Regions from separate parts of the Homo sapiens genome. Here region 1 is linked to region 2. A link is an interaction called in ENCODE POLR2A ChIA-PET data of the cell type or tissue named here. Cell type or tissue: MCF 10A. All regions are shown on one strand. Each heading gives the region's core, and the rest is flanking DNA. Links, peaks and the distances in the headings are about the cores only. Region 1 overlaps GLUL (glutamate-ammonia ligase). Region 2 has its middle 110 kb from the start of ZNF648.

Evidence for each region. Peaks named below come from ENCODE experiments on the same cell type or tissue, not always from the same donor. Only the 100,000 strongest peaks of a DNase experiment are listed, where the experiment ranks them.
Region 1: POLR2A ChIA-PET joins it to region 2 with 10 read pairs; 4 of 35 experiments call an interaction of 5 or more read pairs at or near these places.

What each region holds. Positions count from the first base shown.
Region 1 is chr1:182,365,192-182,381,803 of GRCh38, forward strand. GLUL (glutamate-ammonia ligase) reads right to left here. Exons shown (of 7, transcript NM_001033044.4): 7 at 12,907-16,612. Among named protein-coding and RNA genes, the nearest start is that of GLUL, 18 kb to the right of the region's middle. RefSeq lists a silencer at 15,983-16,277. In MCF 10A, for the core only: no CTCF peak of the experiment used is centred there; no DNase peak of the experiment used is centred there.
Region 2 is chr1:182,163,737-182,180,348 of GRCh38, forward strand. No RefSeq gene overlaps it. Among named protein-coding and RNA genes, the nearest start is that of ZNF648, 110 kb to the left of the region's middle. In MCF 10A, for the core only: no CTCF peak of the experiment used is centred there; DNase peaks (open chromatin) are centred at 10,235, 10,665 and 11,755.

The DNA of each region.
Region 1 (16,612 bases), core at 8,053-16,052, 200 kb after region 2:
AAATCATTCTTAAAATAACCTTATTGGGACGTAATTTTGTGAATGTGAACATCTTTAGAAATGCCACACCCAGTGTTCAGTAGTAGGAAAAATTATCTTTAGCAATATTTTATAGATGTTATGTCATCAATCCTAACAACAACCTTACAATTCTACATTAACCTTATTCTACTGATGAGAAAAGCAAGGCACAGAGACAGTAAATTGCCAAGATCTTGTAATAGATAATGACACCTAAAATTAATCTAGATTACAAGTCCCAAACTCTTTCTAGTATATCATACTGGAAATAATAATTATTCTAAAGAATACAGATAACAAACGCAGAAATGAATAAGAAGGATGATAACATTGTGCTAATTATAATACTTGTCCTAAAAGAAATCCTAAAGTTGATGTGATGGAACCTAACAGAGGAAAGAGTAGAGGTGTTAGATGATGTGATGATAGAAGGCTTCTCTGAGACCTGTGAGAATCAGACAGCTCTTCTTGGAACTTCAGGATGATCCTCTTGGGCCTGAAGAAGCAGCAAATTCAAAGGTCATTGTCTTGGAGTGGCCTGAGAACTGAAAGCAGGACAGTGGAGCTGAATACAAGGAGCAAGTGCACCCTGCTCTGACATGAAGCTGGAGAAGCAGGGAGGGTCCAGATCAGTACAGGGTCTAAGAGATGAGAGAATGGAGTTTGAACTTCATTACAACAATGGCGGAGAGCCATTAGAAAGCTTGAGGAGGCTGGGCACAGTGGCTCACACCTGTTATCCCAGCACTTTGGGAGCCCAAGGCGGGTGGATTACTTGAGGCCAGGAGTTCAAGACCAGCCTGAATCAACATGGCGAAACTTCATCTTTACTTAAAATACAAAAATTAGCCAGGAGTAGTGGTGCATGCCTGTAATCTCAGCTACTCGGGAGGCTGAGGCACGAGAATCGCTTCAACCTGGGAGGCAGAGGTTGCAGTGAGCCAAGATCACACCACTGAGCTCCAGCCTGGGCAACAGAGCAAGACTCTGTCTCAAAAAAAAAAAAAAATTTTGAGGAAAGATGGGACATAATCTGATTTAGGTTTCTAAAAGATTACTCTGGTTGCTGTTGGGGAATTAATTAAAGATTACAGTTGAAGAAGAAAGACCATTTATGAGGTATAATATAATTACGACTGAGAGATGATGGTGACTTGGACTAGAAATTGATGGTAGAGAGGATAAAAATGGAAGGATTCAAAATATAATTGTCAATAAAATGTGCACTATTTGCTGATGGACAAGATGGGGAGAAAGCATGCCATAAGTGGAAAGGAGAAATCAAGGTTCATCACCAGGTGTAGGGTAACAATGGAAGGTGCCAGAGAGATAAGGAAGAAGAGTCTTAGAAAGAGGGTCTGAGGCCAAGTGTGGTGGCTGACACCTGTAATCCCAAGACTGTGGGAGGCTGAGGCTGGAGGATTGCTTGAGTCTAGGAGTTTGAGATCAGCCTGGCCACATAGTGAGACTCTGTTGCCACAAAAGTTTAAAAATTGGCAGGGCATGGTGATACATGCCTGTGGTCCCAGCTACTCAAGAGGTTGAGGTAAGAGAATTGCTTGAGCCCAGGAGGTCAAGGCTGGCGTGAGGCATGATTGCATCACTGCATGTACTCCAGCCTGGGTGACAGAGCAAGACCTCGCCTCAAAAAGAAAGAAAGAGAGAGAGAGAGAAAGGGAGGAAGGGAGGGAGGGAGGAAGGAAGAAAGTAATAAAGGAAGGAAGGAAGGAAGGAAGGTAAGGGCTCTGAAATCAGTAGTTCCATATTGGACATATTCAAGTTTTAGATTCTTATTAGAAATCCATTCAATGGTGTGGTGTCATAAAAAATGAAAAAAGGGAGAAATCCAAGTGGGGTTGTCAAGTAGGTAGTGGGATGTACAAGTCAGAGCCCAAGAGAGAGATATGGACTGAAACTAAAGATTGGGACATGTAAACGGAATGAGATTACTTATGGAGAGAAGTACATTAAAAACAGTCTAGAACAGAGCTCTGGAAAATCTCAAAAATTTAGAGGTTGGAGCCAGTCAAAGGAGGAGAAGCCAGGTAAAGAGATTGAAAAGGAAAGGCCAGATGTGGTGTGGAGGATGAGGAAGAGCCAAGAACCCATGGAGATATCTGGGAAGCCAAGAGCTCTGGACTCATACGTCCAGCTGGCCGTGAAGGAAAGCCTTGTCTGTTAAGACAATGAGATGGGGGGAATGTGCAGAGAATAAGTTAGGACTTTAAACAAAGCCACAAACCAGGGGCCCCAGGGAGCACAGTTAGAAAGGTGTGATATGAGGAAGAGAAGAGTACATTGGTCCGCATTAAGGACTGTGTGGAGCAGTGTAGGTGTGAAGACCCTGTGATAAAATTTGAGGTTTGAAGCTCTGCTGAATTCAGAAAAACAGGGAAGGCCAGGTGTGGTGGCTCATGCCTGTAATCCCAGCACTTTGGGAGGCCGAGGCAGGTGGATCACAAGGTCAGGAGTTTGAGACCAGTCCGTCCAGTATGGTGAAACCCCGTCTCTACTAAAAAATACAAAATTAGCTGGGCATGGTGGTGCGCACATGTAGTCCCAGCTACTTGGGAGGCTGAGGCAGGAGAATCGTTTGAACCTGGGAGGCAGAGGTTGCAGTAAGTCAAGATCATGCCATTGCACTCCAGCCTGGGTGACAAAGCGAGACTCCATCTCAAAAACAAAAAAAAAAACCAAACAAAACAGAAAAACAGGGAAGGGGGCTTGATGGAATTGGTCTTGGGTAATCAGCTCAAAGTATGGTCCAGAATAGTCTTAATGTACGGAGGAGGGGACTAGGCTTTTAGCAACAAGCTCTCATCTGCAGTTTAGAGTATTATAATTCCCACTCTACAAGTATAAAAAAATTAATCTGGATGAATTTAAGTAAATCAGTGCCAGATGGAGAGTGACCAAAAGTCCTTGGAGTCCAAAATCAAGGTTTTGCTCAGCACTCTAAAGCCGGCTGTTAGGTATTTCCTGAACTGAACTAATAAGAACCATTTGAGATGGTTCATAAAAATACATACTCCCTCTCTCCCTCCTCTGGAGTTAGGTCTAGAGTGATTTTTAAAGTTTACAATTATCTCATACTGCAGGTATAGAAAGGAAATGGTGCTAAGAACACAGAAGTCTTTGGCTTGGGTAGTTTGGAATTTCAGAGGACTGACTCTTCTATGGTTGTGATGTTTGAGGAAAAGGTGGAAGGAAGGTGAAAGTTTATTTCTAGCTTAGTCTAGTGTCTCCCTGACAGTTAAAAACAAATAGCATGCAAATAAGTGCTTTGCTTTTTGAAAAGCAAAACATATGTGGCCAAAGAATATACTCGCTGCATACTAATTGCCACTTTCATATTGAGAAAGCATTTTAGAGACTTCAGGGACACCACCCTTAAATGCTGTGTTCCTTTCTTTACTCGAATCTCCCCTCTACCTGCCTTATAGGAATATCCTGAAGCTGCGACAGGTTTGCTATCCCGTAGTACTTAGATGGAGGGAGCCCAGTGAACAGTGAGAATCATAGGGGAAAATTCAAGCTGTTTGTGTTCCCTCCCATCTGTTTATTTTATCTCCCACTGCAGTACTTTAAAAATATATTAGAGCCATCTTTGTTACGCTTAAGTCTTTTCAGATCACAAAGGAAAGCGAAAAAGGATATGACATATTTCCTTCAGGATCTTCTCTTGTTCTCTCCCTTCTCTATCCCAGCAGAAAGTCACCTCCCAGTCAGTGTTCATTAAAAACTGGACGGCTCTGCTTTGCAAGGGAGAAGACAGAACACGGAGGCACCAAGAAGTCAAACTTCCCTGAGTTATAAATGTGCCTTTTCTGTGACATGAAAGCAAAGGACCACGCACCAAGAATACAGTTTCTTTTTTGTTGTTCTTCTTCTTTTTGAGTCACAGTGTCACTCTTGCTTAGGCTGAAGTGACATGATCATAGCTCACTACAGCCCAAACTCCTGAGCTCAAGTGATTCTCCCACCCCAGCCTCCTGAGTAGCTGGGATGACAAACGTGCACCACCATACCTGGCTATTTATTTATTTATTTATTTATTTATTTATTAGACATGGGGTCTTTCTATGTTGCCCAGGCTAGTCTCAAACTCCTGGGCTCAAGGGATCCTCCCACTTCAGCCTCCCAAAGTGCTGAAATTACGGGCACGAGTCATGTTGTCTGGCAGAAGAATATAGTTTCTAAAATAAAACGGTGCCATGTCACAAAAAATTAAAACAGAAAGAGATCCGTAACTCTTGCAACTAAAATAAACACACGCTGTTGTCGCATTCATACAATGGTATACATAGGGAAGTTCTCACTGCCATTTTAAGGATGAGAAAAAAAGACTCTGAGTCCTAGCAAACTGCAGGGCTACACTACCTGGGATCAGATCCTTACTGCTTCTTACCAGTGTTTGGTCATTGGCAAGTCATTTAACCTTTAAGTACCTCAATTTTCTTCTCTATAAAATGAGGATAGTAAGGCCAAGCACAGTGGCTCATGCCTGTAATCCCAGCCCTTTGGGAGACTGAGGCAGGCAGATCACTTGAGGTCAGGAGTTCGCGACCAGCCTGGCCAATATGGTGAAACCCCATCTCTACCAAAAATACAAAAATTAGCCAGTTGTGGTGGCAGGTACCTATAATCTCAGATACTCAGGAGGCTGAAGCAAGAGAATCACTTGAACCTGGGAGGCAGAAGTTGCAGTGAACAGAGATGGTGCCACTGCACTCAAGGGCAATAGAGTGGGACTCAGTCTCAAACACACACACACACACACACACACACACACACACACACACATAATAATAATAAAATGGGGATAGTAATAGTAACACTACCTCATAGAGTTATTGTTCAATTAAATGAGTCAACACAACTTAGCATGCAACAACTACAATGCAGGGAAAAAAAACAACAGACCTTTTTTTTGGGTGAGGGGCAGGGGACAGGATCTCATTCCAATTGCCCAGGCTGGAGTGCAGTGGCACAATTTTGGCTCACTGTAGCTTCAACCTCCTGGGCTCAGGTGATTGTCCCACCTCAGCCTCCCCAGTAGCTAGGACCACAGGCTCATGCCACCACGCCTGGCTAATTTTTGTACCCGCTTCAGCCTCCTAAAGTGCTGGGATTACAAGCGTGAAACACCATGCTCGGCCAACAATAGACTTTTCAGATAAAGTCTTTTATCATATAGAATTTTGTAGAGCTTATAATTTTTTAAAGCACAAGCTCAAAAGATAGAGGAATACAAGCAAATAGCTTAGATCCCTAAGAATTCATCCACTCCTTCAACAACATTTACTGATTATCTTCTAGGAACTTGGCTAGACACCAGAAGCAGATGCCAGTAACAGGTTAGAGGGTTCTGAATTTGCACCCACACCATGTCACTTTATTTCATTTGCTTTAATCAAATTAAATCTGAAGCCAATAATGGTGGTGCTGAGACATGGCCTGGTGGCTTTAGTAATACCATTAGAATCCCTACTCAGCCATTCCAAATAGATTTACAAACTAAGTAAAAATAGTGTCCCTGCTATGCAAACGCAGCTCCCTCATATGTCTTCTAGCTGCCCTCACACCCAAAGGGCTGCCCTGTCTCTCTTTTTAAAAATGAAGCTCTCACTTAACTCTGAGCCTTCATCCCGTCAGCCTGGCAGGAAATTCTGCAGTGTTGCTGGGGTCCGTATCCCTGCCCAGACTTGGAAATAAATTCAAGAGAATTACCTAGTGCCCAGAAAGCAAGGGAAAGGTAGCAAGTGGCTGCAGCTATATGGTTAAAGATCCTGTGGTCTCTCGGAAGCAGGTGGCCTGCTCAGTTCTTTGAACCAGCCTCTTCAGGTCCTATAGTCCATTCCATTTTTCTAAAAAGTTCTCTCACCTTCCCAGCATCCCCTCATCTCCCACAAGCAATGTCAATGTCTTTTCTGTCTTGGGGAATATTTCCTTCAAGGATTCTCGGGGGGTCCCTTTCTTGGGTAGCCTCCTCTCCCATTCCCCATAAGATTCAGTGTTTGAGCTTTCACTAAGGACTATTGGAGAGGTGGCCTTGCAGCAGCTTTGCATTTCCACCCAGTAACCCAATCCTCCCTTGAGTCAAAGAAGCAAAAATCCTGCTAATCTCTGGTCCAGGGAGTGAGGCCCTCCAGGACTAGGGAAAAGGAGAAATACCTGCTAATGAGATCCTGGAACCATTCTCAGTAAACACGCAGAAATGTTCAGAACAGAAGTATACTATATGCTGGGTGAATGTTGCCCACATTTCTTTCTTTTTTTTTTATTTTCTTTTTCTTTCTCTTTTTTTTTTTTTTTTTTTTGAGACCAAGTCTCACTCTGTCACCCAGGCTAGAGTTCCATGGCACAATCTTGGCTCACTGCAGCCTCCACCTCCTGGGTTCAAGTGGTCCTCATGCCTCAGCCTCCTGAGTAGCTGGAACTATAGGCGCACCACCATGCCTGGCTAATTTTTGTATTTTTCAGTGGAGTTGGGGTTTCACCATGTTACCCAGGCTGGTCTCGAGCTCCTGGGCTCAAGTGATCCACCCACCTCAGCCTCCCAAAGTGCTGGGATTACAGATGTGAACCACCACGCCCAGCCTACATTTCTTAAAATACAATTTTGATAATGAGACTGACAAGTTTTGTAATACTGGCAAAATTATAGAAAAATTATTAGAGCAAAGTTTCAAGTGGTAATCAGAAACAAAAATTGTGATCATGATGAACAAATAGGCTAATGAAGAGAAAGTTATGACAACTCAGATTTTCTTTTTCTTTTTTCAAATAATGTCTCCAGACTAACAGATAAGGACAATATTTTATTTTGACATAATGCATCAATTTCAGTAAGACATTTGAAATAAAACCTCTTATGAGCAAACAAAACAAGCTAAAAAAATGAACTGGATAAAGGAAAGTTACATAGATGGTATCTGGTGAAGCAATCACTATTCATAGAACATTGATTCTAACCTGAAAGGAAGACTTTTGAAGTTTTGCAACAGAATGTTCTATTGACCTGTGCCCCCATTCAGCTTTTTGTCATTTACTTGATTGAATAATTTATAATAATGCACTTAATAATCTATCAGTAACTCAAAGAGAGAGAACCAAGGTAAATTCAGAAAGATCACAATGGCCTGAAAAAGATGTACCAAATTAGCAGGATAAAATTTTATGAGGATAAACTTTAGATCCTTATGATGTCCCAAAAATCAAGAGTGCAAGTGGACAGATGCTGGATTTAAGAGCAATGTATCCTTTCTTTCAGGATTTTAATAGGACTGCAAAGGAACAGGTGTGATAAGACTTCAAATAAGTCAGTGACATTTTTATGTTAATTAGAAATTTGGTGTCTTCTGAATAGGCATCTGCTTCTTCTGATGCCTATTCAGAAAAGACCCTGTCTTAACAACAGCAAAAAAGACCTTTCACCAGCCAGCTCAGCTCTCATTCCTGTAGATATTTTTTGGATTATCAATCCGGAGAATAGTTCCCTAAGACTGGTCTTATGGGTGTAACTTCTGAATAGACATTTGCTTAGCCTTAGAGAACTGGCCTTTTAAAGAACTGGGTTGACAATCCAGAGAATATCTAGAGGAATGAGAGCTGAGCTGGCAGGTTAAAGATCTTTTTTTGTTGTTATTGAGACAGGGTCTCACTCTGTCACCCAGGCTGGTGCAATCATGGCTTGCTGCAACCTCAATCTCCTGGGCTCAAGCGATCCTCCCACCTCAGCCTCCTGAGTAGCTGAGACTACAGGTGTGCACCACCTCACCTGGTTAATTTGTTTTTTTTTTATGGAGATGAGGTCTTACTATGTTGCTCAGGCTGGTATCCTCCTGCCTCAGCCTCCCAAAATGCTGGGATTACAAGCATGAGCCACTGTTCCCAGTGAAGGTGAAAGATCTTGAAGTCATGATGAAACAGAAGTAACTGAGAATGTTTAATCTGAAAAAACAAAAAGGACTCAATGGAGATGTGAGTCCTGTCTTCAACTCTCTCAAGGATTGCCATGTGAAAGAAGCATCAGGCTTGGTCTGTATAGTTTCAGAGGGCAAAATAAGGATAATGGCAAATGCTACATAGAGACACATATGACCTCATCATAAAGAAAATCATAAAGCAGTTCATAAATGGAAAGGGCTTCCTTATTATATATTGACCTCCCTGCCTTAGAGGGTTTGAGCATATATTGGATGACCACCTAATAGTGCAGCACTATACAGCAAAAGATTCTTTACAAAAGATTCCTAAACAAACAGAGTGACCTGGAGACAAGAGATTCTTAACCCCAATCCCTGGTTGAGCTTCAGGGAGACTTTAAACACACTGAAATTATATTTAAAGCATATTTTCAAGAGAGAATATTTGTGGCTGTTTTGTTTTAACCAGAGTATCAAAGAGGAGAATAACCCAAAATAAGTTTAGGGTGACTGACCTAGGATGACTTTCAATTCTGAGATTCTAGGATTAAAATTCATACACCAGGCCGGGCATGGTGGCTGTAATTCCAGCACTTTGGGAGGCCGAGGCAGGTGGATCACCTGAGGTCAGGAGTTTGAGACCAGCCTGGCCGACATGGTGAAACCCCATCTCTACTAAAAATACAAAAATCTGTTGGGCGTGGTGGCACGTGCCTGCAATCCCAGCTACTCGGGAGGCTGAGGCAGGAGAATCGCTTGAACCTGCGAGGCGGAGGTTGCAGTGAGCCAAGATTACACCACTGCACTCCAGCCTGGGTAATAAGAGCGAAACTCTGTCCAAAAAAAAAAAAAAATTAACACACCAACATCTTTGAGCACCAACAGCCAATGAAATTTCCATTGAGCATGCACTGGTGGGAAAAGAAGATTCTTTATATGCTTGAAACATTAAATAGTGAGTTATGTTCTTCTGAAATACAGAATAGGAGAAAGGCCTCAGGTCTCCAGGCTCTTTCGTGCTTCCCCATTCACCAGCCTCCAGACTCATATAGTCAGCATGGAGTTGTGATGAAGGCTGGGCAGATGGAGGCAATGTCATTCATGTCTGTTTGCCTTCCACCAAGAACTGTCAGTGCCACACCATGCCAGGCAGCTGCTGCCTCCAATAGGGATTCCTGCAGGATGCTGGCACTCAGCTAGCTCCTCCCAATAGTGTGAGCTGAAGACCTGATGCCCAGCTAAAATGAGGGAAGAAGAACTTTTCAGGTAGCATATCCTGTCCACTAGAGCCCAAGAACATATGAACAGGCAGTAGAAATTACATAGTCTCACTCTGTCTCCAGTCTTGCCTCCATTTTTTTTCTCTTTCCCTTCCACTTCTCCGGTCTTTCTCTCTCCTTCCTAATTCTCTGTTTCTTTGTTCTCCTCCCCATTCCCCTCCCCTTCTGCTGTGACCTCTAAGTTGGCTCAGCATCATTGTTCAAGATGTTGGTTATATAACACGGCTTATGAAAGCAAAAGCAAAATAATATGCTGCCTGCCATGCCAGGTGAAACCCAGCATGAAAAGAAAATACTGGTACGCGGCACTTCTGGGCTTTTTTGGGCTATGAGGAGGATCAGCTGAAGAGAGCTTAGATGTTCCATGTGCACCAAACTTCAGATCTCTCTTGAGACTAACTCACCCAGATTTGGGAGCATTTCAATTTTTTTTTTTTTTTTTTTTTTTTGAGACAGACTCTCACTCTGTCACTCAGGCTGGAGTGCAGTGGCACGATCTCGGCTCACTGCAACCTCCACTTCCTGGGTTCAAGCGATTCTCCTGCCTCAGCCCCCTGAGTAGCTGGGATTGAAGGTGCCTGCCACCACACCTGGCTAATTTTTGTATTTTTAGTAGAGATGAGGTTTCACCATGTTGGCCAGGCTGGTCTCGAACTCTAAGTTGTTTTTAGAGTTCTAAGGTGATCCACCTGCCTCAGCCTCCCAAAGTGCTGGGATTACAGGTGTGAGCTACCACACCCAGCCATTTTTTTTTTCGAGGCACAGTCTCACTCTATTGCCCAGACTGTAGTACAGTGGTGGGATTACAGCTCACTGAAGCCTCCATCTCCCAGGCTGAAGCCATTCTCCTGCCTCAGCCTCCTAAGTAGCTGGGACTACCATACTCGGCCCATTTTTAATTTTTGTAGAGATGGGGTCTCACTATGTTGCCCACGCTGGTCTCAAACTCCTGGGCCTAAGTGATCCTCTCACCTTGGCCTCCCAAAGTGCTTGGATTACAGACATGAACTGCCACACCCAGCCAAGAAGATATTATTAAAGGACTTATGATATTAAAGGAATCAAAGGAAACCAAAACCTTTCTCCCTAGGATAACACTTTAACTTTGACTATTTTCTCAGGGCCAAACTGCTCATTGTGGTAATTTAAAGATAGTTCCACAAATTCTTTGATACCTCTTCCTTCAAGAAATGGAGCTTTCCCTTCCCCTTGAATATGGACGAAATTTAGTGATTCACTTTTAGCAAATGAAGTATGGTAAAAGTAATGGGATGTCCCTTCCAAGATTAGCTTATAAAGGAACTGAGGCTTCTCTCTCTCATTTTCTTCTTTGGATCACTCACTCCGGAAAAAGACATGGCATGGGCAGCGCTATGAAGAGGCCCACATGGCAAGGAACTGAACCCAGTCAGATCTTCAGAGACTGCAGCCCTCACAGTCTGGCTGCAACCTGCTAAGAAACCTCAATGCAAAAGCACTCGGCTAAGTCACTCCCAGATTCCTGATCCTTCAAAATTGTATAAGATAATAAATATTTCTTATTTTAAGCTGCTACATTTTGGGGTAATTTGTTATGCAGCAACAGATAGTACACTTGTGATGCTTTTATTTATTTATTTATTTATTTATTTATTTATTTATTTTTGAGGTGGAGTTTCACTCTTGTTGCCCAGGCTGGAGTGCAATGGCGTGATCTTGGGTCACTGCAACCTCACCTCCCAGGTTCAAGCGATTCTCCTGCCTCAGCCTCCTGAGTAGCTGGGATTACAGGCATGCGCCACCACACCTGGCTAATTTTGTAGTTTTAGTAGACACAGGGTTTCTCCATGTTGGCTAGGCTGGTCTCGAACTCCCGACCTCAGGTGATCTGCCTGCCTCGGCCTCCCAAAATGCTGGGATTACAGGTGTGAGCCACCACACCCAGCCGATGCTTTTAAATGATATATAAACCCTCAGGGTTAGAAAGTGCTGGGCTGAGTTACCTGAGGATGATGGTTATATAGCTTTAGGACTCCTAAAGCACAGAAGCCAGAGCCCTGGAACAGAGAGAAATGGTTCTTCCTAACCTGAAATAAATGTATGCTAAATCATTTTATGATTAAATATTCCTATCACTACTAATATAAAATGCTGCCTCATATGCCCCTCCCTACCCCTCCATGACACCCAAATGCTGTGTTAAAATATGGCCAGGCATGTTGGCTCACACCTGTAATCCCAGCATTTTGGGAGGCTGAGGTGAGCAGATCACCTGAGGTCAGGAGATCAAGACCAGCCTGGCCAACATGGTAAAACCCCGTCTCTACTAAAAATGCAAAAATTAGCTGAGTGTGATGGTGCATACCTGTAATCCCAGCTACTTGGAAAGCTAAGGCAGGAGAATCCCTTGAACCCAGGAGGCAGAGATTACAGTGAGCCGAGATCACGACACTGCACTGCAGCCTGGGCGACAGAGCAATACTCTGTCTCAAAACAAAACAAAACAGCTTGTTCATCTTTTTCCAACTTCTCCAACACTGAATTCAGCTGTGAACCTTGATGACAAATAACCAGTCATAAGTTGGAGGAGCTCTTTTACCCTCTAAGGTAGCACATTTAACCAAAAACTGCTTAACTTCAATATTGGGTGTGATGGTTCACAGCATAAAATTCCAAATTTGGAAGGAATTTTGGGGATGTCATAGCTTATCTCAGGCTGATTTTGTAAAGAATGGTGTCAATTCCTGGAGGAGTGAATCACTTAATGACACAGATAATCTAAGTATATTCCCAACCATCCTCTTCCAAGAGAAGGGAAGAACCTGGAAACTCAGCAGCTTCCAGGACATAGCATTTCAGATGACCACCCCAAAGGCCCTGCATTTGGCATCAGGAAGAGGAGGATATTTCTGAACTAAGTAATTTGGAATTTACTGCAGGAGTGAGGCAGCTCATACACAAACCTTTAATACCTATGATTAATACTATGATTAATAGGCCTCACACCCCAGCCTTCTACCTACTTTCTTTAGCCAGTGACATAGTAGTGACCTTTCTCTGATAATGTAAACAACAAACATTTATTGAAGGCTTCCTTGGCTAAGTGCTATGCCATAGCAGTATTTATATAAAAATGTTAATAGATTGGTAGTTTCTGGATCTTAGGCCCACCTAGGAATGAGCCTGGTGGTAGATTGTTTGAAGAGATGGATCCTCTCTTGCAAAGGAAGCTCTGGAAAAGTGCATTCTCTTACTGTACTGTCTCTCTAAATTTAGCTAATTAGATCACAGGTTCCTTCCCAGAGTCCAGGCAAGTGTTCACTTCTTCCAAAAAACGAAAAAAGGAATCCTTTTCCCTCTCCTCCCACAATGTGATACTACATTTCATTCTGTAGCCTTATTTAAACAGTTACCAAAACAGCTCACAAAATCATTTGAGAATAAACTGGGATACATAGCAATGGGCCCAGGAGTCCCCTTCCTTTTGGTGCTGCCAGTGACAACCTTTAGCTATAAAAGGAGGGTCATAAAGGAGACTTGACCATTCACTTGACCACCCCTCATTCATATGCTTTCCCCAACACACCAAACTAGTGCCTATTTGACCCCCATTTCATTTGATTATTAATTTTTTCACATCTTAAATGCTGATTCAATTTACTGTCAATAGAGGAGTAAAACAGAGTCACAGAGAAGGAGTTATTCTAAACCTTTATTGAAAGGCAAATGCAGAAAGCCTTCAACACAGAGGATAGATTTAGTGACTGAGGGCCCACTGGAGTTTAACTAATAGATCTGCTGACTACGCCGTACAGTGGAGGAAACACGCTGCAATCTCAAGACAATGCAGGTAACTCAATCTGAAATCCATCAAAAAGAGGACAACTTGCTCAGGTACAAGGCCCCTGAAAAGTAACTCATCAAATGACAATAGGAACTGTGTGGACACTCCCTCTGTAACATGCACTAGGATATCACTCTCCTATATTAGAGGAGCTCCAAGCAGTGTATCATGCTCAAATATTTATTAATTGACAGTGTCCGACAACCTCCTGTCCATAAAGCATGGCAGAGTGGGTAATTAATTGGAAAGAGTTGGCAGTAGAACTTTAAGAACAATTATACCTTCTACATCTTACCACTCCCCATTCCTAGTGACAACTTTCTCATCTCGGCGAATTCTCTTGTGTACTGTTTCTGGAACATATATTACTAAATTCCTGTCTCCTTTACAAAATGCTGTATCTTGGGCAAAAGACATATGTATTGTGCTTGTATTGTGTATCTAATGTGTACATATATGCATATTCTCACAAATATGGTATACATTTATATTATGCATGTGTATGGACATATATCTGCATATTGTAAAATGAAATAGAATTTTTTTTTTCTTGAGATGGAGTCACACTCTGTTGCCTAGGCTGGAGTGCAATGGTGCAAGCTTGGCTCACTGCAACCTCCGGCTCTTGGGCTCAAGCGATTCTCCTGCCTCAGCCTGCCACTCGGCAGGGTGGGATTACAGGTGCTCACCACCAAGCCCGGCTAATTTTTGTATTTTTAGTAGAGATGGGGTTTCACCATGGTGGCCAGGCTGGTCTCAAACTCCTGACCTTAAGTGATCTGCCCACTTTGGCCTCCTACAGTGATGGGATTACAGGCTTGAGCCACCATGCCCGGCCTGAAGTAGAATTTTTTTAAATGAACGGTCGGAGATCGAGCTAAAGGCTATAAAATGGCAGGGTTCTAATCAGCTCAGATTGTTTTCAGTAGAAATGTACGCAAAGTCTTTGGAGTTAAATGATGAACTGCCACTTATTTATTTATTTATTTGTTTATTTTTTGATATGTCTCACTCTTTTGCCCAGGCTGGAGTGAAGTGGAGTGATCTTTGCTTACTGTAACCTCTGCCTCCCTGGCTCCAGCGATCCTCCTGCCTCAGCCTCCTGAGTAGCTGGAATTATAGGCACCCACCACCACATCTTGCTAATTTTGGTATTTTTAATAGAGACAAGGTTTCACCATGTTGGCCACGCTGGTCTCGAACTCCTGAACTCAGGTGATCCACCTGCCTTGGCCTCCCAAAGTGCTAGGATTACAGGCTTGAGCCACCACACCCAGCCTAAACTGCCAGTTTACATCAGTTATAATTTTTTTTTGTTTTTTTGAGACAGGGTCTCACTTTGTTGCCCAGACTGGAGGGCAGTGGCACAACCATGGCTCACTGCAGCTTCAAGTAATCTTCCCACCTCAGCCTCCCAGGTAGCTAGGACTACAGGTGCATGCCACCACGCCCAGCTAATTTTTCGTATTTTTTGTAGAGATGGGGTTTTGTCATGTTGCCCAGGCTAGTCTCGAACTTCTGAGCTCAAGTGATCTACCTGCCTCGGCTTTTCAAAGTGCTGGGATTACAGGTATGAGCCACCATGCCCAGCCTCAGTTACAACTTTTTTTTTTTTTTTGAGATGGAGTTTCCCTCTTGTTGCCCAGGCTGGAGTACAATGTTGCAATCTCAGCTCACTGCAACCTCCGCCTTCCAGGTTCAAGCAATTCTCCTGTCTCAGTCTCCCAAGCAGCTGGGATTACAGGCATGTGCCACCACGCCCGGCTAATTTTTTGTATTTAGTAGAGACACAGCTTGTTTCACCATATTGGCCCGGCTGGTCTCAAACTCCCGATCTCAGGTGATCCACCTGCCTCGGCCTCTCAAGGTGCTGGGATTATAGGCATGAGCCACTGTGCCTGGCAGTTATAACTCTTAAAGCAACACAAGGCTCTTGGTAGCCTGATTACAATGAGAATTAATTAAGTACACTATTTTCCACAGTACACTCCCACGAAGTTTTTAGTGCTGCCATAATGTTTGTAGTAAAAAGAATCAACATTTTCAATTTGTTTTTTGGGGTTTTGTTTGTTTTGTTTTGTTTAGGCAAGGTCTTGATCTGTCACCCAGGCTGGAGTGCAGTGGTGCAATCACAATTCACTGCAGCTTCAATTTCCTGGGCTCAAGTCATCCTCCCATCTCAGCCTCCTGATAGCTGAGACTACAGGCGTGCAATTTAAAAAAAAATTATTTTGTGGAGTCTGGACCTCACTACATTGCCTAGAACGGTCTCAAACTCCTGGGCTCAAGAGATCCTCCTGCTGCAGCCTCACAAAGTGTTGGGATCACAGGCGTAAGCCACTTCACCTGGCCTTGATTCTTTTTAAGCTCAATAAAAATGGAACTTTGTCTTGCTGTCATGGCCAGAGTTAAAATACAGTCAAACAACAAAGACCTCATAGAGTTAAAGCTCACAAAACTGATACTTAAAAATAACTTATTAAATAAGTATTGCAGGCACTACAACAGGTCTCAAGATACAGTGGTGAGCAAGAAAAACAGGATCTCTTGCTTTCATGAAGTTCAACTAGAAAGTCCTGTCGAATGATGAGACATCTTTCTTTGGGGCAGCAAGTTACTTTCACTTAGTGGTAAAAGGGCCAAGAATAGTTCAGGAACTTCTCATCCACTTGTCTACCCTTCTACACAGACAGCAGCACAGATCTGGCTTTTTACATGGCCCTAGGCCGGGTGCAGTGGCTCACGCCTGTAATCCCAGCACTTTGGGAGGTGGAGGAGTTCAAGACCAGTTCAAGACCTCACTTTGGGAGATCAGGAGTTCAAGACCAGCCTGGCCAACATGGTGAAACCCCATCTGTACTAAAAATACAAAAATTAGCTGAGCATGGTGGTGCACACCTGTAGTCTCAGCTACTTGGGAGGCTGAGGCAGGAGAATCGCTTGAATCTGGGAGGCAGAAGTTGCAGTGAGCCAAGATTGCGCCACACTATACTCCAGCCTGGGTGAGAGTCAGACCCCGTCTCAAAAACAACAAAAGGCCCTAGACAACACCCATCCATGGAATTCTTTCAAATTCCCTATAGCTTGTGCTATCAGTTGTTATTTAGTACCTGGCAAGATGATATTAGGGGAACTCATATTTAAGGAGTTCATGGAGACCTCCTTTTGTAAATACTGGCCTGACTCCTTAAGGTTGAAAGCTTGGTCATTATTCTGTTTAATCTATCACTGATAAAAGTTATCACATAACCCATTGTCTGCAAATGAACTATAAAAAACACCTTAGAAATACAAGGGGATTGCACTGTGACCTGTAGGTCAAAGCTAATTCTAGGTGAGAGGGTGAAGAAACAAATATGCTGGTTGTTTTCACCTAAATTCTGATCCTATGAATTTAAAATTCCTTCTCATGCAATCATTTTGTCATGGAATTGATTACAATGAACAAAATCCAAAGTGCTCAGGTCACTGCCTCTTCAGTTTAGTGCTTACACTGTAGGATACACCATCCAAGAGGCTGTAAGGGTGGCCAAGCAAAGGGAAGACAACTTCAGTTGGGG
Region 2 (16,612 bases), core at 5,444-13,443:
ACCACGCTGAGTGAAAACAAATTCCGCAGTTCCTACAAGATAAATAAAAATTCAGAATTGAGAATGGCAAGGACAGCTGGCCAGCAGGAGACAGGCAAATGGCCAATGGTTCATGTTTGGATGACAAGGGAAGAAAGAATGAAATGCAAGAGGAAAACAAGAACTCTCTCTTCAAACAGTTGGGAAACACCCTCTGCTTCCCTTCATTTCCCAGCTGGGGAGGGCAGCAGCAGCAGGACAAGAGGTCAGGAGGAAGCATTCATTCCTGGAGACCTGCTGGAGTGGATGCCACTGGGCCGGATGCCGGAAACGGGAGACACAGAGGATGTGGTGCCCAGTCCCTGCCGATGCCAGGGCCTGCCTTAAAGAACTGGACATCAGCAAACAGAAAACCATTCAGACCCTGCAGCAGGCGGGGTTCCCATGGCAACCAACAATTCCCCAGCACCTCCACATCCCCTTCTTTTCCCCTCATAAACTTGCCATTTGTATCTAACCTACACTTTGGATAATGTCCAGGTTGGATAAGAGGTGCTGGGAGTGGGGGTAGATACTGGAGAGAGTGTCAAGGAATAGGAAGAAGATACCTGGTTTTCACATGAAGTCGGAGAATTAAAAGCTGTTGGATCCATAGGCAAATTTTAATCAGGCTGTGTTTTTTTTGAGCCCAACTTTCCTTCCAGTTCTGGCATTTGCCCAAGGCTCTTTTATAGCCAAAGGCCACTGGTCACTACTTCCTCTTGGCCCTCCCTAGTCATCATTCTTGCCTGCTGGAAGGGATGCTCTGCTGCCCGATACTGTTCCCAAGTCAATTAATGGTCCCTCCCCTAAATCTGAGCTGGCCAAAGTCCCTCTGCCCTTTTAGTGGCTGACAGATTAAAGGAAAGGGAAAGGCACCCTGGGAATGTTAAAGACAGTAGACTCCTGAGCCCCACCTTCAAGATTCAGAGTCATTATGCCTTGAATGGAGTTCTAAAAATTCACATTATTCCCACGCAGGTTTATGCAGATTTTGGTGGATGCTAGACACACTAAAGAAACACCATCTCAGGGGTCACTTGGATTGGAATGAAGCCAAGGCCATGGGACCAACTGACTTCCAAGGATATTTGGGCCAGGGTGGCAGATACGTAGGAGAAAATGTCCTTTGGTGTGAGGAGAGGTCCTTCCCAACCCCAGGGTGTGCACTCCTCTGGCCCTTTGGAGCTGTGAGTATCCTTCAATGTCTTTCAGCCAACACTAAAACTTTTCAAAAGAAGGAGGTTCCAGTTTTCTTCCTAGTGAACACGTGATCTATTCCCTCTTCCAGAGTGGCTCTGGGTTCAAGAACCAACTTCAAGCAATGCTTGACTTAAGTGAAAGTGGGTTCACTGATTGTCATTTCTGATTCTAACAACCCAAATCAGACCCAGGGAAAAGCACATGAAATGAAGCAAAAAATGAACAGAAATGACCATGACTAAAAAGCCGGGAGGGATTTCTCTTATGTTGGAAATAGAAGAAATGTCTGTGTTGACCTTGCTTTCTTCTTTGGTGCTGATTAGTTTTAAATGGAATTATTTTAATTTTTGTGTGCAGTGAATAATTTTGCTCTGAGACTCATCTGGCCTTAGTTACCCTATTTATGGCAAAAAATGAAGAAATTCTGCAAAGGAATATTTCAGTCATCAAAGGAATTGATTGAGCAGGAGTATACAGTACGGAGGAAGTGGGAAGTGATTGGCTGTCTGTTCTAGAGATAAAAACGCATAATGATTTCTGTCAGAAATGTGCTGGCATTACATATCAAAAGTTAACACAGGCTGGGCTCAGTGGCTCACATCTGTAATCTCAGCACTTTGGGAGGCCAAGGCAAGAGTATTGCTTGAGGCCAGGAGGTCAAGATCAGCCTGAACAACATAGTGAGACCCTGTCTCTATAAAAAATACAAAAATTAGCCAAGTGTGATGACACACGCCTGTAGTCCCAGCTACTCCAGAGAATCACTTCAGCCCAGGAGGTAAAGGCTGCAGTAAGCTGTGATCATGCCACTGCCCTCCAGCCTGGGTGACAGGGTGAAACTTGGTCTCAAAAAAAAAAGTTAACACAGAGATTTCCCTGAAGGGGCCCATCCACTACTTAGTGCTCATGTATGACAAAATGACGCACTTTTATGTATAGGTTCTTGGGGGCTGGTTTTAATGAAGGATAAGGATCGTGTGACATTTCTTTGTATTCATCATAGTTTCCAGTACAATGCTAGTCATTTAGTAAGTATTCATAAAGCCGTTAATTGGCGAATTTTAAAAAGTAGATGGTTTTAATGCCTCAATGAGCTATTTTTAAGCTGCATTTACTGGATATTGTCCCTGGAGTGAGGTGACAACAGAGGGACCTGCAATATTTCCTTAGCGTATGCCTGTGTACCTGCCATGTTTGTAATGACAAATCTCCAGAGGGACTGGCTGGATAAGATCTTTCAGAGGCACCTGCAAGACTGAGCTTGATCACTCGTTAGGCTTCTGAGTTGAAGGATTAAATGAAGGCAGGCTCTGGACCCTAACCACCTGAGCTAGAATTCCAGCTCTATCATCCATTGCTGTGGGACTTCATACAAATTACTCAACCTGTCCTCATCTGTAAAACAGGGATCATAATAGAACCTGCTGTAGGGTTGCTGCAAGAATTAAATGAGAGAATGCTTGCAAAGCATTTAGGAAACAGCCCAGCCCATAGTAAGAGCCCAATAAACATTACTATGATTACGTGATTGAGTAGTGACCAGAACCGGTTGGTTCACGATCAAAGAATGAGGACTACAGCTCCTAGCCCCACAGACATGCTCAGATGGGATTCCGCCCCTGAGAACATGAACGGTATCTATGTCTCCTATCAAGCAGCATTTTACACCTGAATGTGTTGCTGAATCATTCAGTATAATGAGATCAGATACCTAAACATGAGGATTCCTTGCTCTGTCCCTGTTCCAGTCTCATTTCTAACAACTCCACTCTGTATGAATGTCCTGTTCACTTTCTTACTGAGCATCTAGGTTGTCTAGAATCTGCAAAGTGAGGAAAAGAGAGGAACTACACTCAGCATAAGGTCTTCCCTAAAAATCATAGTTAAGTTCCATTAAGGAAAATGGGATGAGGGAGTTGAATGACAGAAACAAAGAAACCAAAGCAGGCACATTCCCCTGTTTCCCAATAACAGATGCTGAGATGCTTTTCTGGGAGAGTAATCAGCTTGTTTTCAAGGGATGCTGGGCCCTCCTTCTAGAGTTAAGAACCAAAAATATTCTCAAAAGGTTTTGAAGTTTGGCATTCTAATAAAAAAAGGAAAAAAAAAAAAAGCATGTTGTTCTAACCTTTTCAAACTTCCAAAGTCAGCAAATGAGAGCCAGAGAAGGTAGTCACCAGATTGCGTTTTGGCTGTGAGATTTTCAATCCGCTGTCTCCAGGTCTTTTTTGAACAATAATAGCTTCATAGCATTCCTCTCTCTGCTCCTGTTCCAAAATGAGTATGACACAGTGAATGCCAGGGAGAAGCAAAGGTATTTTTTAAATGACATCTGAATATATACAAATAATGGAATGATATTTAGCCTTTACAAGGAATGAAATGCTGACACATGCTACAACATGGATGAACTTTGACAACATTATACTGACTGCAATAAGCCAGTCTCAAAAAGACAAACACTATATGATTCTACTTAAGTATTTAGAGTGGTCAAATTCATACAGATAGAAAATAGAATGATGCTTGCCAGGGGCTGGGAGGAAGGGAAGCGGGGAACTGTTTAATGAATATGGAGTTTCAGTTTGGAATCATCAAAATGTTCTTTTGTTTTTTGTTTTTTGTTTTTGTTTTGTTTTTGAGACAGGTTCTCATTCTGTCTCTGAGGCTGGAGTGCAGTGGTGCGATCTTGGCTTACTGCAGTCTCTGCCTCCTGCGCTCAAGCGATCCTCCCACCTGAGCCGCTTGAATATCTGGGATCACAGGCACAAGCCACCACACCCAGCTGATTTTTGTATTTTTTGTAGAAACAGGGTTTCGCCATGTTGCCTAGGCTGGTCTCAAACTTCTGAGCTCAAGTGATCTACCTGACTTGGCCTCCCAAAATGCTGGGATTACAGGCATGAGCCACTGTGCCTGGTGATGGAAAAGTTCTGAAGATGGATAATGGTGATGGTTACACAACAATGTGAACATACTTAATGCCAATGAACTGCACACTTAAAAATGGTTTAAAACAGCATGGTGTTTCATTTATATATGCACTTTACCACGTAAGAAAAAGGTGTCTTAGAGTCATCCATGTGCCTATGCATAAGGTTTTTCTTATATCTCCCCTTTACCCATATGTTAACATAATTTCCAGAATGGCCACCCTCTACTATTATGGTCATGAAGTAACATGGAATGAACAATATACCTGGATATTTTGGAATAAACAATATACCTGGATTTGCATGCTTTTTCTTATGAAACTAAACTGCTTTTTAATTGGTACCAAAATAGTTAAAATGGTAAATTTTATGTGATGTATATTTTTACCAAACACACAAAAAAAACTTGAAGCATCAAGAAGAATGATGTCCAAGCAGTGGATGAAGTTTCTGCTCCCTCTTTGCACAGCTGCCCTGCTCTGGACCTATTACAGAATGGTTGTCCTTTTCTCATCTTGTACAGTAGCAGATGTTTACCATAACAGATGTTATACTAAATGTTTTTGAGTGGATTTCATCGGAGGGTTGTGGAATCTGCTCCAATCTTTCAATTTAGCTTACCAGTCCCAATGCCTGCTCCTCTTGAGGGTTCTGCTAAGGGGGTGGAAGGCGCCAAAGGAAGGGAAGGTGGCTGAACTACCAAGCATTTTTCTGGGTAGCATGTGGCACAGACTCCCTAAGAGAAATATCAGAGTCCATGGGTTTATGTAGTAGATGACTAAAAGCATTTCTCTCCAGTTGCCTAAATAAACAACATACTTGCCACTTCCCAATAGAAAGAGATTTGGAGATAGTAGAATGATATTCCAATTAAATATTTCAGTAGCTTTCAGATTATTTTGATTGCAACCCACATTAAGAAATAGTTTTACATCATGACATAATATGTGCATTCATATTGACGCATTTATATAACAGAAGAAACAATTGAAGTTTTGTGATACAATACTTGTCCCTATTACATGAAGGCCACGCTAAGATTTTAGGCCACTCCTTTCCACAGTTCTGATCTGATCTACTTTATTTCACCTTTTTTTTTTTTGAAATGAAGTCACACTCTGTCGCCCAGGCTGGAGCGCCGTGGCGCAATCTTGGGTCACTGAAACCTCTGCCTCCCGGGTTCAAGCAATATTCCTGCCTCAGCCTCCTGAATAGCTGGGATTATTGCTGGTTGTAATCTATTACATTTATTTTAGGACTCACGAATAGGTCTAGATCTGCAGTTTGAAAAATACTGAACTGTGTCTGATGCTGTCACCACCGGGTTAAGATGAAACTGCTTGCTCCAGAGGACTAACGACAGGTGAGACTCCTATGCAAGTGAGAGAGTTGATTGGGTAGGTCGATTTCTCTTCAGTCTCAGAGGGGAAAAAGCCTGATGTGGTAGCACAGAAATGGATTGCAAAACGAGTGCGTGTGAGCCACGGGTCTACAGGCAAGGCTCAGCAGGAGAGCCCAGGATCACGTGTCTGCACTTCAGCAGGAACACTGAATATGGACCGTCAGCAAAGTCCACCCTTCTTGGATATCACTGCAAAATTATAAAATCAAAGCTAATTTGGGAAATCGGGGAAAAGGCAAAAACAGGAAACTCTGTGGTCTTGCTAAAGAGTTCAGTAATGAGAGGAGTCCATAGACTATGCTAGTTTTTCAGAGAGAATTTAAAGTCAGGAAATCTTTGAACACACGTGGTGTCACCTGTACTTTTTGGAGCCTTCTGCACCCACTTAACCATGCTTCTAACTCTGTCTTTCTTGCTGTGTTGTCTAGGGATCTGGGAAACAGAATGTTCGCACCTCTTGCCTGATTTCTCTGTTGATTTTTTTTCTGTGCATGTCAGAGAGGTCTGGAGGAAGTTAGCCACCTGGGGAATGTGTGCTTACTGGCTATTCATAGTCAAACCCAGAATGGGAATTGACATTCATTGAAATCATGAATGTCATGAGGAAGCACATATAATGTAGAGACAAGTACCAGGCACCATAAATACACGTTATTTTTGGCAGATTATGTTCAAATTATTATATTTTCCAGGGCTGAGACACCAAACTAAGTCTGGGTGTGGTGGTTTATGCCTGGAATCCCAGGGCTATGGGAGACCAAGGTGGAGGGATTGCTTGAGGCCAGGAGTTTGAGACCAACCTGAGCAGCATGCCAAGACCTCATCTGTACCAAAAAAATAAAAAATAAAAATAAATAGCTGGTCATGGTGGCGTGTGTCTGTATTCCCAGCTACAGGAGGCTGAGGTGGGAGGATTGTTTGAGCTAGGGAAGTAGAGGCTGCAGTGAGTCACGAGCATACCACCGCACTCCAGCCTGGGTGACAGAGTGAGACCCTGTCTCCAAAAGAAAAAAAAAAAAAGAAAAAAAAAACTAATAATTCACATTCAAAACAAAATGATACCTGTCTATGGCAGCTCCAGAACACTCCCTAATGTGCCATAGATGTTTAAGAAACTCATTCCACACACTTCCTTTAAGGCATTCTCAGGTTTCCTAAGGCAAGCTAGCTTCTACCTCCCTTTTCTAAAGATGTGCCTAATGATCTAAAAGGAGGTGGGCCCCTCTATGCTACCTCATACAGGTACTTGGGCAATAACAAGATTGTGGTTTCCAGAATAAATAATGGGCACTGCCACCATCGGAGTCCATAGGATGCTGTATGAGTGCCAAACAGTTCAGGCTGGCATCTCTGTTAGTTTCAAATGATAAAATGCTAGGCTATAACAATGTTTAAAGATTATCTCTTCCAATTCCTTCAATACATTGTCCCAAGTCACCTGGGACACCGTGAATGGCCTTCCTTCCCAAGCTCATCTCCTCCAAACATATCCAGCTCCTCTTTTCCATTTTATCTATTACGATAAACAGAGTGTCGTTACCACAGAGTTCAGCAATTCATTTCCCTCTGTTTTTTCCATGTGTCTATTATTCTATGTTTCCATATAGATGGCAGCATCCCCCTTTGGCCTTCCCCTCCTTCTCTGGCATGTATTCTAACTGCTTGTCGACGGGTGCCAGGAAGTCTCAACCTTATGTAGTCTTTCAGACAGAAGGAGAACCTAGCTGACAGCATTGTCTCCTAATTTTCTCGTAAGACGAAGTACAGCTAGAAAGGAGAAGCATAAGTTTCAGAAGAGGAATCTGACCACGTGGAGGAGACTTTGCTGTATTTTCTAAGAAATCTTTGTGATTAACCAAATATGTTGGTTATGACACTTTCAGCTGCCTGAAACAGAAAACTCCCACTCACACAGCTTGAAAAATGCAAACAAATGTATTGTCTCACATACTTAAAGTCCAGAGATGGCTTGGGTTTCAGGAAAGATACGGTTCAGTGCTATTCAGTAATGTCATCAGGGACAGAGGTTATTTCTGTCCTTCCAGTCTGCTGTCCTCAGCATGGGTTCATTCAACAAGATGGCGGCCACTGGATATCAGCTGGCCACACACTTCCTGTTCATATCCAGTAGGAAAGAATGAATGGAAGTAACCTCTGCCCAAAGGCCCCTCCTTTAGTCTGATTGGGCCAAATTAAGTAATACATTCATCATTGGCCTAATAACAGTTGCCAGAAGGATGTCATGTGCTAACTGGTATAGATCAAGGCTTTTCAATAGCAGTAACACTGACATTTTGGACTGGATTCTTCCTGTTGTGGGGGCTGTTCTGTGTACTATAGAATGTTTAGCAGCATCCCTAGGCTTTATAGTCCCTCAGCACCACCTGTCATGAGAATTAAAAATGTCTCCTGACATTGCCAAATGTCCCCTGGAAGACAGGAAAAATCACCCCAGGGCTGAGAACCACTGGTATAGACTAATCAGGTTACTTATGGCCTCTGCACCTTAGTTTTCTAAGATAGTCATCCTATCCATGTGTAAAATGGGACTCATACTAGTAGCTCTCTCATATGACCATTATGAGAATTAAATGAGTAAGTTTATGTAAACACACAGAATATAGTAAGCAATACGTAAATGATAACTATTACTTTCGTCCACTACTCAGTGTATGAAACATGATGTGCTCAAATATTTTCTGAATAATTCAGTGGAAAAGTCACTTGGATCCATGTAACAGTGATGTAGTTCAGAAAAATGGTATTCTACAACGCTACTACTGCTGAACATTTCTGAAGTTGGGATTATATTCTGAATTTATGAGGCACGTCATTTCTTCATTTGAGAATGTCACTGGAATATAAGGCCTTATTACATGTATAAGGGTAAAACCTGGTGCCATTTGGAATTTAAATGGCCACTATGAAATGAAAAGGGTGAGCTAGTGGGAATCAGGGACCTTAGATGGACTCGCTGGTTTATTCATCCAGAACATAGACCAAGTCTGTTCAGCCTTGCATCCTGGAAGCCAAAACTGAGAGCATTTCCTTAGCTGAAGGTTGTAGAGTTGGAAGTGCAATCTGAAGTCCAATGAATAAAGGTGCTGAGAGGAGTATCTTGATAACATAATTTAAAAGTGTATGCATTTTTCCACTTTGTTACTGTTGATAATAATGTTTCAATTTGAAGGGTGCACCATATGGTTTTAAAAATCACTTTCACATGCCTCTCTGGAAGTTTCGTTGGATGAAAGGGAGAGTGAATATTTGCAAGTATATGGCAAACCAAACTCTCGTATCTCTGAATTTACAAATAAATTTTAAAAGGTGGAATTCAGTTGGAGAATTGCCCATAGGGGCTACCCTGACCAAACTCATGAGTGTTAAACCATTGAGTTTTTAGAGTTCATTTTTGCTGTAGCAAAGCTTCTCCTATTCTAAATAATATCTCAAACCAGAGATTCTGAAGCATATTTTTAAAAAAGAATTTGATATTTGGGTTTTTTTAAAGGATTAAACTATTCTTAATGGGCAAAATGAGAACTTTATTGGACTTAACCTTATTTTGTAATTTAGTACTTTGAAATAGCATATGGGGAAATACCATAATAATTTCTATGCTTGGGGCTTATGAAGGTCTTGCAGTAGCTCTGCTTACCAGAGCACTGAGGATTCACAGCTTCAGAGTAAAGACAAACAGCTCATTGTTGTTTCTACAGGGTCTTTCAGCCCTTTCTCAAATATTCTTTCCATCCCTGTAGCTTTCTACTTTTGTTTGGGGATTCCCTTTTCTTTGAATGTTTGCCCTAACTTCTCCTTCAAGTTCAGGTCAATTTAACTTCTTCCAAAAAGACTTCCTAGATTCTCCAAGGAGTGATAGATTTTATTCCTCTACATGTATTATTTCATAATACCTATTACATTTATAACTGACCCTTCCCATGCCACCCCTCAGTACAAATTGTGATGGATTTGGATGAATTCCAAATTGAGTGAATAAACCAGTGAGTCCATCTAAGGCCCCTGATTCCCACTAGCTCACCCTTCTCATTTCATAGTGGCCATTTAAATTCCAAATGGCACCAGTTTTTACCCGTATACATATAATACATACACATGCATATGCTAAATTGTAGCTTTTAGAAAATAGATACTATTTCTTACTCACTGTTGCCCTCACCATAACATGTGCTCAGAATGCAGAAAAAGTTCAATGCATTTCTGAATTTTAGTAAAACCATCTTTTTTTTTTTTTTTTTTTTTTTTTTTTTGGCAGACACAGCCATGTAGTATCTTTTAAATTATCATGTAGCCCTGCTCCATTCTACAGAGTAAGGGCTCCCACGACAGGTTTGTTTATTCATTCACAAATAAATTCAAAGCCAGGCATGTTGTTTCATACCTGTAGTCTCAGCCCTTTGGGAGGCTGAGGCAGGAGGATCACTTGAGGCCAGGAGTTCAAGATCAACCTGGGCAACATAGCAAGACCTAGTCTCTACAAAAACTTAAAAAAAAAAATAAATTCAGAAATCCTCCCTCTAAAGTAGGTACGATCCTGAATAGTGTGTCCTCTGTAACTATCAAGACAGCTGCAACCACCTGCAGAGTGTGCCTACAATGTGCCAGGCTCTGTGTGAGTGACTCACTGTCAGCCTGAGCCTCTGGCCAAGGCTCAGCTTTCCAGAACTTCTTTCTTTTCAGGGAAATGTAACTCCCAGCATCTGGAGAAGCTAATTACTCCTTGTTCATGTTTGCTCTTGCACCAAGACTTTTTTATTTTTTATTTTTAGGAACAGTCTGTTCATGTTTCCTTGGCTCAGATCTCTATGTTCCCATACCATTATGATGTAACTTAGAATTTATTTTACAGAACTGAACTCAATTCAATTTTGAAATTGTATAAGAGATCTACTCCACCCCTTTTCTTTCCATTAAAAAGCAAGAGGGATGTGTAGAAGCAATTTATTAAGGGTCCCTGCGGCTAGTCCCAGACCGCTATTTCACTGTTTCCTTATAGTTCACTGAGAAGGGAAGGGAGAACAGGAAAGGGGAGACCAGTTCCTTCCTTCCTGAATGATTGTTTGGCCAATCCACAGGAACGCCACACCTCAGCCATCCTACTCCCATCAGGGAAGCAGTACTCAGAGAGTCATCCCAGAGCCAGGGCTGGCTGTGTCAGGCTACGATGACAGTTCAGATTGGGAGGTGAAATTTGGCCAACAACAGGGAAGGTGTGATAGGACGTGATAATTATTAGAACATGACATTTTGAGAATAGGATCCAAGTCTGTTTAATATATCTTCAGCACCAACACAATGACTTGGCTTAGTAATAGCTCCAGAATGATTAAGTGAATGAATGCCATGTTCTTGCTTTCTGCAAACACTCTTTAAAAAGCATCTCCTTCATGTCTCTCTTCTGTATATCAGGAATCAGGAATTTGATGAGGCATACAGCTCATCAGTCTGGAAGCATTCTGCTAATTACAAAAGCCCAGGATGCTTGTGTGGAAAAAGCACAGGTTAGAGAGGGGAGAGTAGAAAAGGGTTTTTCCAGAGCCTTTTCTTCTTTTTTTTTTTTTTTTTTTTGACGGAGTCTCACTCTGTGGCCAGGCAGTAGGGCAATCTCGGCTCACTGCAAACTCTGCCTCCCGGGTTCAAGCAATTCTCCTGCCTCAGCCTCCTGAGTATCTGGGATTACAGGCACACACCACGCCCAGCTAATTTTTGTATTTTTAGTAGAGATGGAGTTTCACCATGTTGGCCAGGATGGTCTCGATCTCTTGACCTCATGATCCGCCAGCCTTGGCCTCCCAAAGTGCTGGGATTACAGGCATGAGCCACTGTGCCTGGCCTTATCCTTTTTTTTTCTTTTTGAGACAAGTTCTCACTGTCACCTAGGCTGGAGTACAGTGGTGTGATCAAGGCTCACTGCAGACTGGACCTTCCAGACTCAAGTGATCCTCTCGCCTCAGCCTCCCTAGTAGCTGGGATTACAGGCATGCACTATCATGCTGGGCTAATTTTTTAATTTTTAATAGAGACAGGGCCTCACCATGTTGCCCAGGCTGGTCTCAAACTCCTGGGCTCAAGCAATCCTCCCACCTTGGCTTCCCAAAGTGCTGGGATTACAGATGTGAGTCACCACGCCCAGCCCTCCAGAGCCTTTTCAAATAGGCTAGAGCCCACTTCCCTGTATGCTTAGTTTCAGGTTTCTATGTCATCCTCCCAACATGTTGAAATCTGTGAGAACAAGGATCAACAGTATACGACAATGGTTTAATGGGCTCTGCAGTTGTAAAACCCTGGATGGTTCTCCACTGACAAAGAGGAAGTCACTTAACCACTTTGACTTTTAATCCATTATCCATAAAATGAAGGTGGTAATAGTATCTGTCTCATGAGGTTGCTAGGAAGATTAATTTATATACGATGCACATAAAGTACTTGGCCCGGCCCCTGGGACAGAATAAGGTCTGAATAAATGAGAGCTGTTGTAATTAATTCAAGGCATAGCATGTGGCATTTCATGGACATTTTTCAATTGCTTGAGTAAAACAGACCCAGCTTGGAGAAAGCAGAACAAATCAGAATGAGACAGTCCATCAGGATTCCTTCCAAATTTGTGATCACATTGCAGCTCATCCCTTTGTTTTGGCTCAGTCATTTCTCCAATTGTGAGCAACTTAGGGCTCTTCACAATAGGGAGAATGGGCATATTCACAGGGGCAAATTACAGTTGGAGGAAGCCTCCTGGAGGAATGGTTTTCAGGGGACTTAGGTCCTGGCTAAGTGCCTTACAGCACTTGAAGATTGTTGAGGAGCCATTCTCCACTCCCCCTAGTTTTATGAAGGTATACTTGACAAAACTATATATACTTGCAGTGTACATTATGATGTTTTGATATAAGTATACATATTGAAATTAAATAATTAACATAGCAATCATCTCACACATTTATCAATTTTTGTGGTAAGAACACTTGAAATCTACTGTTAGCAATTTTCAAGTAGTCAATACGTTATTATTAATTATAGTTATCATACTGTAAAAGAGATCTCCAGATGTTATTCATCCTGTCTAACTGAAACTTTGTACCATTTGGCCAAGAGTTCCCCATTCCTGCCCCCAACCTCCCAGCCCCTGGTAACCACCATTCTATTCTCTTCTTCTATGAGTTCAAAAAAAAAGTTTTTTTTTTGAGATGCAGTCTCGGTGCGATCCCAGCTCACTGCAACCTCTGCTTCCCAGATTCAAGCGATTCCCCTGCCTCAGCCTCCTGAGTAGCTGGGATTACAGGCATGCACCACCACGTCTAGCTAATTTTTTGTATTTTTAGTAGAGATGGGGGTTTCACCATGTTGGCCAGGCTGGTCTCGACCTCCTGACCTCAAGTGATCCACCTGCCTTGGCCTCCCAAAGTGCTGGGATTACAGGCATGAGCCACCATGTCCCGCCTGTGAGTTCAAATTTTTGAGAGTCCACATATGAGTGAAATTATGTGATATTAGTCTTTCTGTGCCTGTTACTTCACTTAGCATAACATCCCCCAGGTTCATACATGTTGTTGCAAATGACAGGATTTCATTTTTCAAGGCTGAATAGTATTCCATTGTGTATATATACTACATGTTCTTTATCCATTCATCTGTTGATGGGCACTTAAGTTGCTTACGCACCTTAGCTATTGTAGATAATGCTGCAAGAAATATGGGAGTGCAGATATCTCTTTGAGATCCAAATTCCATAGAGTTTTTTTTTTTAACCTCAATTGAGAGCAAAGTAAGAGGAAATGGAGCCTACTGGCCCCTGAAGAACTTCTTGCTAGACAGGAAGAAATTCCTGGAAGTTATTTAGCCTCATCAGAGGGGGCAGTTAATATCCTTCTCAGAACAGAAAAATATTGAACTTTATTGAGGTATAATTAATATACAACAAAATGCACTCCTTTGTTGGATGGAGTTCAATTAGTTTTGACAAATGAATACACTCATGTAACTACTACTGCAATCAAGATTTAGCACATTTTCATCACCCCAAGAATTTCTTCTTTCCTGTCTACAGTCCACTTGGGTCCCGAGTGATTCTGTTATTACATGTTAATTTTGCTTATTCTAGAATTTTATATGATGGAATCACACAATATGTACTCTCTCTTCTGTGTTTGGTGGTGTTTTGCTCACTCACGTTGTTGCATATACCCATTGTTTGTTCATTTTTATTAGAGTATAATATAATATTGTATCTTATAGCTTTTTAAAATCTGTTCACCTGTAGATGGACATTTTAGTTGTTTTTCAGGTTGTGGACATGATAAAGTTGCATGTGTGTGCAAGTCTTTGTGTGGATATATGTGTTCCTTTCTCTTGGGTAAATACCTAGCAGTGAAATTGCTGGGTGGTTAGGTAAGAAACTTTTAAGAAATTGGCAAATAGCTTTTAAAAATAGCTGTATCATTTTATGTTCCCACCAGCAGTGTGAGTTCCAGGTATTCTACATCTGTATTAATCAAAGTTCTCCAAAGAAACAGAACCAATGGGAGATTCTATGTATGTATATAATTTATTATGGGAATTGGCTCACACAATTACAGAGGGCAAGAAGTTGTCTGCAAGCTGGAGAACCAAGAAAGCCAGTAGTGAGTCAGGAGTACTACTCTTGTCCAAAGATAGGTGAAGATGGGTGTCCCAGTTTAAACAGAGAGTGTGAATTTGCCCTTATTTATTTCTTTTGCTCTATTTGAGTCCTCAATGGATGAAACAATGCCTGCCCACATTGAAGGGTGTTTTTCTTCTTTCTACCAATTCAAGTGTTAATCTCTTCTGGAAATATCCTCACAGACATACCAGAAAAAGTTATACCAGCTATCTTGGCATCCCTTAGCCCAGTCAAGTTAACCCATAAAATTAACCATCACAACATTCTCACCAACAGTTGATATTTGCAGTAGGCAAAATAATAGCTCCCAAAGGATGTCCATGTTGTAATCCCCAAAACCTGTAAATATGTCACCTTACATGGCAAAAGGGACTTTGTAGATGTGATTGAGAATCTTTTTTTCTTTTTTAGTATTTTTTTTTGAGAGAGAACTCTTCTGTGTTGTTCAGGCTGAAGTCCAGTGGTGCAATCATGGCTCACTGCAGCCTCAACCTCCGGGCTCAAGCGATCCTCCCACTGGGACTACAGGTATGCACTGTCATGCCCAGCTATTTATTTTATTTTATTTTTTGTAGAGAGAGGGTTTTGCTGTGTTACCCAGGCTACTCTTGAACTCCTGAGCTCAAGCGATCCTCCCACCTTGGCCTCCCAAAGTGTTGGGACTATAGGTGTGAGCCATCATGCCCAGCCTGGTTAAGGATCTTGAGATGAAGAGATTATCCAGGTGAGCCAATATAATCATAAAGGTCCTTAAAATATGGAAGGTGGAGGCAGAAGTGTTAGAGGAGATGTGAGGATGAAAACAGGTCAGTGTGATGTGGTCATCTGCTAAGGAATGAGGGCAGCCACTAAAAAAATAGAAAAGTCAAAGAATAGGTTTTCTCTTAAAGCTTCCAGAAGGAATGCAGCTCGGCAGACAGCTTGATTTTAGCCCCGTAAGCCCCATTTCAGATGTCTCACCTCAAGAACCGTAAGACATTAAGTTTGTGTTGTTGTAAGTATGTGGTAATTTATTATAGCAGCAATAGGAAACTAATACATTTTGTTGGTCTTTTTAATTTTAGTAATTCAATGAATATGTATTGTATCTCAGAATGGTTTTAATGTGTGTGTGTCTATCTAACGATGTCAAGCATCTTTTAGGAGCCCTTCATATATTTCCCGTAAAATGTCTGCTCAAGTCTTTTGTCCATTTTAACTGGATTGTCTTATGATTTAGTTGCAAGAGTTCTGCATATGTCTTGGATACAAATCCTTTGTTAATATATGAATTGGTACTATTTTCTCCCAGTATTTGGCTTACTTTTTTATTTTCTTAATGATGTCTTTCAAAGGGAAGAAATTTTTAATTTTGATGAAATCCAATGTATCAATTTTTAACTTTTTATGCTTTATGCTTTTTGAGTCTAATAAATTTTTGACTATCCTCAAATGGCAGGAATTTGGATGTAGGTTCTTTTCTAAAAGTTCTACAATTTCAACTTTAAAATTTACTTCCTTGAACTTTTTAACGTGAGTTGAGATGCTTTGTATGAAGCCAGAGGCTTTGTTTCAGAGAATCTTTTCAGGCAGTCTTATAACTCCATTAACTCCGTCTCTGGGTGATAGACACTAAAGCAATCACTTCAGCACTTTGGGAGGCCGAGGCAGGCAGATCGCCTGAGGTCAGGAGTTTGAGACCAGTCTGGCCAACATGGTGAAACCCCGTCTCTACCAAAAATAGAAAAATTAGCTGGGCGCGGTAGTGTGCGTCTGTAATCCAAGCTACTTGGGAGGCTGAGGCAGGAGAATCGCTTGAGCCCAGGAGGTGGAGGTTGCGGTGAGCTGAGATTGCACCACTGCACTCCAGCCTGAGTGACAGAGCAAGATTCCATGTCAGAAAAAAAAAGAGAGAAAAATATGAAAATATGCTTTTTTGCGCGTTACTCTTTCTGACTACTGAAACATAAACTAGCATTTACTGCATTGTGATGCTCTGCCAGACAAACTTTCCTCATCTATAAAACTCGGTTCATTTCATAGATGAGAAAGCTGAGATTCATGGAGTTTAACTACCTGCTATAGATTATACAAGCACAATCAGTCCAGAATTTAAGTTCCTGTCTCATGGATATACTTTGAACTTTCTCATCTTGATGGTATGACTTCTTACGCTTGAAATATATTACCCTTTTTTTCTATGAAAATTATTATTTCTCTAAAGTCAAAATGCATTAACCATATTAAATATGGGCTCTTTCTTCTCAAGCGCCTGTCAGATTGTGAAGGGAACAATCCAATGCTCCTTTTTTCTTTCCTTAGGGGCAGAGGTTTTTGGCACCGTTTGTATCTCCAGTGTCCTGATTCACTTCTGTGAAGAGCAAAGGCAACTGATGGATCAATGCTTGGAGCAAAATG